Linked DNA regions of Homo sapiens: region 2 is linked to region 1. Evidence: read pairs that join two places in POLR2A ChIA-PET (ENCODE). Cell type or tissue: MCF 10A. All regions are shown on one strand. Each heading gives the region's core, and the rest is flanking DNA. Links, peaks and the distances in the headings are about the cores only. Region 1 overlaps SYNE2 (spectrin repeat containing nuclear envelope protein 2). Region 2 overlaps SYNE2 (spectrin repeat containing nuclear envelope protein 2).

Evidence for each region. Peaks named below come from ENCODE experiments on the same cell type or tissue, not always from the same donor. Only the 100,000 strongest peaks of a DNase experiment are listed, where the experiment ranks them.
Region 2: POLR2A ChIA-PET joins it to region 1 with 6 read pairs; 2 of 35 experiments call an interaction of 5 or more read pairs at or near these places.

Annotation. Positions count from the first base shown.
Region 1 is chr14:64,110,386-64,114,780 of GRCh38, reverse strand. SYNE2 (spectrin repeat containing nuclear envelope protein 2) reads right to left here. Exons shown (of 116, transcript NM_182914.3): 66 at 1,210-1,440. Among named protein-coding and RNA genes, the nearest start is that of MIR548H1, 17 kb to the right of the region's middle. In MCF 10A, for the core only: no CTCF peak of the experiment used is centred there; DNase peaks (open chromatin) are centred at 490, 1,210, 1,740 and 3,780.
Region 2 is chr14:63,921,131-63,925,525 of GRCh38, reverse strand. All of the region lies in intron 2 of SYNE2 (spectrin repeat containing nuclear envelope protein 2), which reads right to left. Among named protein-coding and RNA genes, the nearest start is that of SYNE2, 70 kb to the right of the region's middle. In MCF 10A, for the core only: no CTCF peak of the experiment used is centred there; DNase peaks (open chromatin) are centred at 2,235 and 2,685.

The sequences.
Region 1 (4,395 bases), core at 81-4,080:
CCGGGTGTGGTGGTGCAGGGCTGTAGTCCCAGCTACCCAGGAAGCTGAGGTGGGAGGATCACCTGAGCCCAGGAAGTCGAGGCTGCAATGAGCTATGATTGCTCCACTGCACTCCAGCTTGGGTGACAGGGTGAGACCCCGAAAAAAAAAAAAAAGAACTGACTTTTGAGATCAGAGGTGCCGAGATGCACAGAAAAGGAGGCTGGCCTGTCTGTCTGGTTCCTGGATGTTGTTAAGACTATGGGCTTACATAGAAGGGGAGAATGCACAACTGTGGATCAAAGGCAGGCTTCCCACAACAACATAACAGGCTACAGCAGGAAACGCTCCCTGTGGCAGGGCTAGTGATATGCGAACTCTGAGACAAGAGGATGTCTTCATCCTGGCAGACAAGCCCATATGATAAAGACAAGTCTGGTCTCCTAAGTGCAGCTGGGAGAGAGGCCTTTGCAAGCAGCTCGCGTGCCCCTGCTCTTGTGACACTCGATTATGCTGTTGCAATGTCATCATTCTAGCCTCTCCCTGGAGGGATTAGAAACCCCAACCTTCGGGCTGAGCCGGCAAGCTTTACTCAGAGCGACTAGCGGCAAGGAAGTTTATATCCCTGCCCCTCCCAAGCAAAACCCAGGGCATTCCTAGTAAAATGGTTGCAAAGCCCTTTTATGCTGTATCTTCAATTTTGCAAATTAATACTTTTGGTTTCATTTATGATGAATGAATATTCTAATTACTTACTAAAATTGAATAAAATAATAGCATTTACTGAGCACTTGTTATATACTTTATATACCTATTTAATCCTGACAAAAATCCTATGAGATAACTTTATATCCTATGACACTGCTTTAAATACCTTATTTAAATCCTGCGACACTACTTTAAATACCTTATTTAATCCTGACAAAAATCCTATAAGATAACCTACTATATAAGGAAAATGAGGCTGAGAAGTTCACTTCCCGAAGTTCACAGCTAATGTGACAGAGCTGGATTTAGACTCCTAGATTCTGAACACTACTGTCCCCTCAAATAAGATAGTTCCATAAAGCATTTCAAAGAATTACCCTGAGAACTAAAAGCTGAGGCCAAGATAAATGTAAGGGTCAGAGTAACAGAAAGAAAAACAGTGTTGCTTTAAGAGAAATTCACCCAATCTTGGCAGATGATTGGTGGAGAGGCAAACCATGAACTCTGACTTCTCAGTCTTACCTGGCACCCTACCAGCTGCTGTTCCAGCACCTGCTGCATGTCTGCGTTTAATGTTTCCGGCTCAACTGCCACGTTGGCTTGTTGCAGCCACAGCTCCAGCTCGGCCACCTGGGTCTTGCAGGCATGCAGGACTTCTGTGGGCTCCGGCCTAGTTTTCTCCACCCTGGGCTCCAAACCTCCTTGCGCGTCAGAAGAGTCCAGAGTGTCAGCCTCAATAGGAGGTGTGGTGCCCTAAGAGAAATCCAAAGATAAGCCAGGGAGTCCAAAGTTTTCAGACTTGGGCCTGCAAAGACCTGGGAACCTGCAACATTTCCCCAGTTAAAAGAAACAAAATCAGGACAGAAGAAGGAAGAAAGAAAAGAGAAATGCACCTCCACACTCATAGCAACAATCACGTGACCTGGTGCCACAGGTTTCCAAGCAGCCGATCTGCGAGTAAGCAGGTACAGTATTCCCGGGCACAGAGGACGCAAACAGGCTCACAGTTCACTACCCGGTGAGCCCCAGGAGACAGGTGAGAATGTGAGTGACAGGGTGTGTGTGTGTCCGAAACATTTAAGGGAATTGGCCAGTGTTTAGCGTTACGTGACACATGATTAAGCAATGCTTACATTGCTGCACACTCTATTCCAACAGAAAAACAAAACAAAACAGAACACGATCTTTACCTCCCAGCAGGGATACAATAAAATATACCACATAATTTTAACTTGACATCTTCTCAAATAGTTAGATTATAAAAATTTTAGCTTTTTAAAAACATACATGGTATTACTTATCTAAATTTTTCCCTAATAAAAACAGCTTGAGTCAAGTAATGAACTTCAGTGGGGTAACCTGGAAACTTTTTTCCTATTCCTCAGAAGGAATCCCTAAAATACCTTCCTTCCCCTTCTGCATACTCGAATATGATTGAGTTAAGGACTAGATGCTCACAGTATAAAGAAAGTGTGGTGTGTTCTTTTTACATTGAAATAACTGGGTTGTTTATCAACTGATTGGAAAATTTTCTCCCAGATACCAAATGAAAGTATTCCAGTAATTATATATTAGATATGTTCAACCTGGAGGCAAAAGATAATTGGATAGAGAGATGTATTTACCTCCCACTGTATTATCTATCCTTCCTCAGAATATGGAAAAAGTAGTATCGATACTTCTAGAGAAATTCCTTTAGGAATAAGGATTTGTGTTTTGCTGTATAAACCTTTTGCTCTCAAAAAATATTTTATTGATTATGATAAAATACAATGTTTTCTATAAGAGTTTGTTAACGTGTTAGCATCTAATAATAAAATGTAATTCTAGCCAAGTGACAAACTTTGAATGGGAATCGATTGCAAATATATACCCTAACTCAAATGCACATTCTTCAATGTTTACGGAATTTTGTTTAGACATAGAACTTTCAGTGTAAAAGAGCGAACAAAATTGGTAGGTGGTAACAAACACGTGTCAGGCATGAGAATGCTGTTCATTTTCATGCACACTGATGAGTATTATGAAAGCTGGTCTGGCACAAGTGTCTTGGGTTGTACTTTTTACCTTTCACCATCTATTATCTTCACATACATGTGCTGTTTTCTGCCAAAATGCCATTTCTTCCCTGCCTTCATTAATCTATTATTATAATTTTCTTCAAGAATCTTGAAAACCTTCTCAAGGAAACTTTTCCTTGTGTTGTGCTTTTTCTGAACTTCATATATAGTCAAGTCTATGCTTGGATTCAACTGTTTTAATTTTCTTTTTTAATCCTGACCTTTTTTTTTCTTCTTGGGAAGAGTTTCCCTCTGTCACCCAGGCTGGAGTACAGTGGCATGATCTCGGCTCACTGCAACCTCCGCCTCCCAGGTTCAAGTGATTCTCCTGTCTTGGCCTCCCAAGGAACTGGGATTACAAGCACACACCACCATACCTGGCTAATTTTGTATTTTTAGTAGAGGCAGGGTTTTGTCATGTTGGCCAGGCTGGTCTTGAACTCCTGGCCTCAAGTGATCCACCCGCCTAGACCTCCCAAAGTGCTGGGATTACAGGCATAAGCCACAGCGCCTGGCCCTGATTTTTTTTTAAAAAAAGCAACAGTTGTGTGATTTTGCTTCCAGACTTCCAGATATCAATTTCTAGTCATCTGATTAATTCCCTTCTAGTTTTCAGATATTGCTATATCTAGTTTTCAGATATTGCTACAGACAAAGATTTTGGAATTCCCTTTCCTTTTTTTGCCACTTGAGAGAACAATCTATTAATATTAATTAATCTAAGACAATCTATTAATATTAATCTGTAATCACAGATTTACCACCTGCCTTCATTATTTATTCAAAAATTTTATTTGAGCACCTGTTATATGCCACGCACATTTTTTTTTTTTTGAGATGGGGTCTTGCCATGTTGCCCAAGTGGGTCTCTAACTTCTGGGCTCAGGTGATCCTCCTGCCTCGGCCTCTCAAAGTGCTGGGATTACAGGCATGAGCCACCACACCCAGCCCTCCACACACTTTTTTTAATGACAGTATTGAGTTTCTCTGCTTTCTCATGAACTCACCAAATTAATGAGGAAATAAGCAAGCTGCATGACTAATCTGGGTTTTTTTTGCTAGTTATTTGAACCTGAAAAGAATCCAAAGGGGAAGAGAAGACAAAAAGAATATTTCCAACCATACAGCTTCAAGAGCTGAGGGTGGCCTGAGGAACCCACTAGAGATCAGTTCACCCACCTCTTTTTAAAGTCTAAGAAATCCAAGTGCACAGAATGTTCAATCAGCCCACATGCCTCCCTTTTTACCATGTTGCTTCTGAGAAGCACCCAAGTTACTAACCCAAGGTCACACAGCTCTGTGATCTTTTAATTCAGAGTTCCCTTGTTTTTTACACAGTAGCATCCCTGTAAAATACCTTCTCTATATGATAGCCCCAAATTCTAAAAGCAAAACTTATTTAAATGGATGTTTTATAATTGTACACTTTGGCGGGGGGGGGGGGGTGTAAAAAGTATTACTATAAGTATTTCTTATTAAATAAATATGTCTTCTCTAAAGCATAACTGTAAATTAATAATAGCTAGCCTTTATTGGGCTCTTACCATGAGCAGGCACTGTATGGTCACACAACTAGTAAACAGAATCAAAAGCAATTCCTGCTTTCACTACACTTTGGAATCTACAAGTCCACATTCTTGATATAATT
Region 2 (4,395 bases), core at 285-4,284, 190 kb after region 1:
CTTACAGAGTATAACTGGATTGTTTGAAACACAAAGGATAAATGCTTGGGGTAATGGATACAGATATGATTATTATGCATTGCATGTCTATCTCAAAATATCTCATGTAACTCATAAATATATACAACTACTACGTATTCACAAAAATAAAAAATAAAAAGGGAATGATGAAAACTTTTTAGTTTAGTTTAGTTTTGTTTTGTTTGAGACAGGGTCTCACTCGTCACCCAGGCTGGAGTGCAGTGGCATGATCTCAGCTCAGTGCAACCTCTGCCTCCTGGGCTCAAGCAATCCTCCCACCTCAGCTTCCCAAGTAGCTGGGACTACAGGCATGAGCCACCACACCTGGCTGGCTGGCTATCTGTCTATCTATCTATCTATTTATTTTTAGAGACAGGTTTTTACCATGTCGCCCAAGCTGGTCTTGAACTCCTGGGCTCAAGCGATCCACCAGCCTCAGCCTCCCAAAGTGCTGGGATCATGGGCATGAGCCACTGCACCTGGCCGAAAACTTTCTTAATGTGATGAAGAACACTGATGAAGAAAAAAATACTAATAACATATTTAATAACAAGAAACTAAATGCTTTCTCTCTAAGATCAGGAACAAAGCAAGGATGTATACTTCCATCACTTCCATTCAACATTGCACTGGAGTAAGGCAAAAAAAAAAAAAAAAAAAAAAAAAAAAACACCAAGGCTGGAAGGAAAAAAGTTAAATTGTCTTTAATGGCAATGACATGAACTTTTATGCAGAATATCCTACTGTATCTACAAAAAATATACCAAAACTAATGTGTTTAGCAAGGCTGCAAGATACAAGCTAAATATACAAAAATTAATTGTACTTCTATATACTGCCAATGAAAAAATCAAGAAATTGCTATTTGAAAATATCATTCATAATGGCATCAAAACAAATAAACTACTTACCAATAGATTTAACAAAAGAACTGCAAGACTTATTCAATGAAAACTACAAAACATTGTTGAAAGAAATTTAAAGATCTAGGTAAATATAAAGATAGCCTATATTCATGGACTAGAATACTTAATATTGTTAAGATGGCAATACTTTCCAACTTGATCTACAGACTCAATGCAATTCCTATCAAATCTTAGCTGCCATTTTTTTTTTCAGAATTGGACAAGCTAATCCTAAAATTCATATGGAAATGCAAGTGACTCAGGATAGCTAAAGCAATGTTGAAAAGAATTAAGTTGGAAGACACACAATTCGAATTTCAAAATTTACTAAAAGCTACAGTAATCAAGATAGTGCAATATTGGCACATGGGTTGATCTATATAATAGAAGAATGGAATAGCACTGAAAATCTAGAAGTAAATTCTTCCACTTATGGGCAATTGATTTCTGACAGGCATGCCAAGAAAAGTCAGTAGGAAAAGAATACTTTTTTTGACCAGGCACAGTGGCTGATGCCTGTAATCCCAACATTTGGGAGGCTGAGGTGAGTGGATTGCTTGAGCCCAGGAGTTCAAGACCAGCCTGGACAACATGGTGAAACCGTGTCTCTACAAAAATAAAAAAAAACAAAAAATTAACCAGGTGTGGTGGCACACACCTGTAGTCCCGGCTACTCAGGAAGCTGAAGTGAAAGGATTGCTTGAGCCCAGGAGGCAGAGATTGCAGTGAGCTGAAATGGCACCACTGCACTCCAGCCTGGGTGACAGTGAGACACTGTCTCAAAAAAAAAAAAAAGTTCTAAAATCCAATGTGATGACTGCTCAACTCTGTGAGTATACTGAAAACTACTAAATCATATGCTTTAAATGGGTGAATTGCATTGTATGTGAATTTGATGTCAAATTATATCTTAATAAAGCTTAATAAAATATTAGCTAATATCTATAAGATTATTTGATCAACTTCTGCCTCCTCATTAGCTTATGGGCTCCAACAGTACATGACCCATGTCTGAGTTTGCTCCTCATTTTGCCTGCAGCACCTACCCCAGAGCTTTCATGCTATAGGAATTTAGAAAACATTTATTGAATTAATGATTAAATGGCTAGGGAAGGAGGGAGCAGGAGTTTGTTATTTTTCCTCAATCAACATACAGATTTAAGTACTTAGTTTGTTGGGAAAATATGTGACATAAGATCAGTGATTTCTACTTTGAGCCTCAGCATGTGGAGTCCAGCAACCTCGTGTTGCCACATGAGCAAACCACACCCTTGTGTAAACACCTGACAGTCTTATACTGAGGCTTTTGTTTCCACCCTCACTGGAACATAGCTCCCGGCTCTCTGCGTAAGCAAGTCTTGTATTTTTAGCACATGAAAATAAGCCCACAATACTGATAAAAGTCTAGAAGTTGGGTGCTATTTGTCTCTCCTCCTTCTCACACTCTTCTGATTCATCTAAGTTGCTCAATAAATATCTACGGAATGAAGAAATAAAGAAATGACTACATTTATTTTAACACATATTTGTTACTCCTTGCTACCTTTTAACTACCACATAAAACTGAACACTTTTCTTTTGAAAAATCAAGGTATGTGAGCCTGAACACTTTCTACTGGGGCAGCAGTCCAAGCACCTCTGACTTCTGAGTGCAAAAGAACCAGACTGCACTAAACAGAGCTGTGCTGTGATTATAAATCCAGGGTTCTTACATTTTGGAATGCCAGCAAATTACTCAGGGTTATTGTTTAAGTGCAGGTTTCTGGATCCCAACTCCCAGAGATTCTGATTCAGGGCTTCACATATCTCACTTTGTGAAATACTTGTCTAAATAGATCGGACAATTTACATGTATGACTTACTCTTGAAACAACAGGGAATAAGAAGGGCCTGGCAAAAAATAGCGATGAAATGATAAACTCTGAGATATTAATATATCTCAAAATAAATATTATAACACATGAGTATTTTTTATAGAGATGGGGTCTTGCCATGTTGCCCAGGCTAGTCTCAAACTCCTGAGCTCAAGCTATCCTCCCACAGTGCTAGGATTATACACGTGAGCCACTGCACCTAGCCCTAACACATGGCTATCTTAAGAAACACTTGGAGGGGCTCAGACGGCTTGCTGAAGCAAGTCAGGCCCGGGAATAAGTGGAATGTCACAGGTAAGGAACTATGACACTATTTCATTAAGGGCTACCAATAAAGTAGTCAGGTAAGCATTTTATAAACGAGAAAACTTCCTCCCAGAAGATGGAGGATATTTTATTTGCTCATTCAATAAAACATCTAAGCTGGGTCTGGGGGCTTGTGCCTGTAATCTCAGCACTTTGGGAGGCTGAGGTGGGAGGTTCACTTGAGCCCAGGAGTTCGATACCAGCCTGGGCAACCAGGTGAGACCCTGTCTCTAAAAAGAGCACAAAAATTTAGCCAGGCATGGTGGCGCACAGCTATAGTCCCAACTATTCAAGAGACTGAGGTAGGAGAAGCACCTGAACCTGGGAGGTCAAGGCCACAGTGAGCCGTGATCGTGCCACTGTACTCTAGCCTGGAAGACAAAGTGAGACCCTGTCTCAAAAAATAAAATAAAACAAAACATCTATTGAAAGCCTACTATGTCTTGGATAATATGCTCTGGATCTCACATCTGGTGGAGGAGAAATTCAAATCCAGATGTGTCTGATTCAAAATCCATGTTCTTTTCATTATAGTTCAAAATCAGCTGAAATGCCAAATCCATGGCTACTACCCTATCTCTCACCTCCCCTTCAAATCCAAACTTCTTGAAAGAGTTGTCTACACTGGCTATTTTTACTTCCTTACCTACCACTCATGTCTCAACCCACTATAAACTGGGCTGCCCCAAACACTACCTAATTCTCACCTAGGCCACTTATATATTTCGGGCTGCCCCAAACACTACCTAATTCTCACCTAGGCCACTTACGTATTTCCATTGTTGAACCTAATGGATACTTCTTGGTACTTATAGGATATCTTAAAACTTCTGACACTGTTTCCTACCCTCTCCTTTTTTAAATACTCTCCTTCTCTGGGGTCCATGATACCACACTCAGTTGGGTCTCTTCCTACTTCTCTGGACATCCCTTCTCAAGCTCTGCTACGGGCTTGTGTTGCTTTTTCTATCTGTGTGATGTTCTGCCTAGACCCTTCTCTTTTTCTAGATATTTTCATCTACTCCAATGGAACAAATTGCCATTTACACACTAAGGACTCCCAAGTATTTACCTTCAGCCCAGTTGTCATCTCTCCTATATATCCCATTGTTGTCTGGATATTTCCATGTGGTTATTCCATAGACATCTCGAACTCAACATTTCCAGAACTGAGTCATCATGTCTAACCAACTCCCTTCCCAACCAAAGTTGTTCTCCTGCACTTTTTTTTTTTCAGTAAATGGTTCTATCATCTACTGATTTGCCCAAGAATAAATCTATCATTTTTT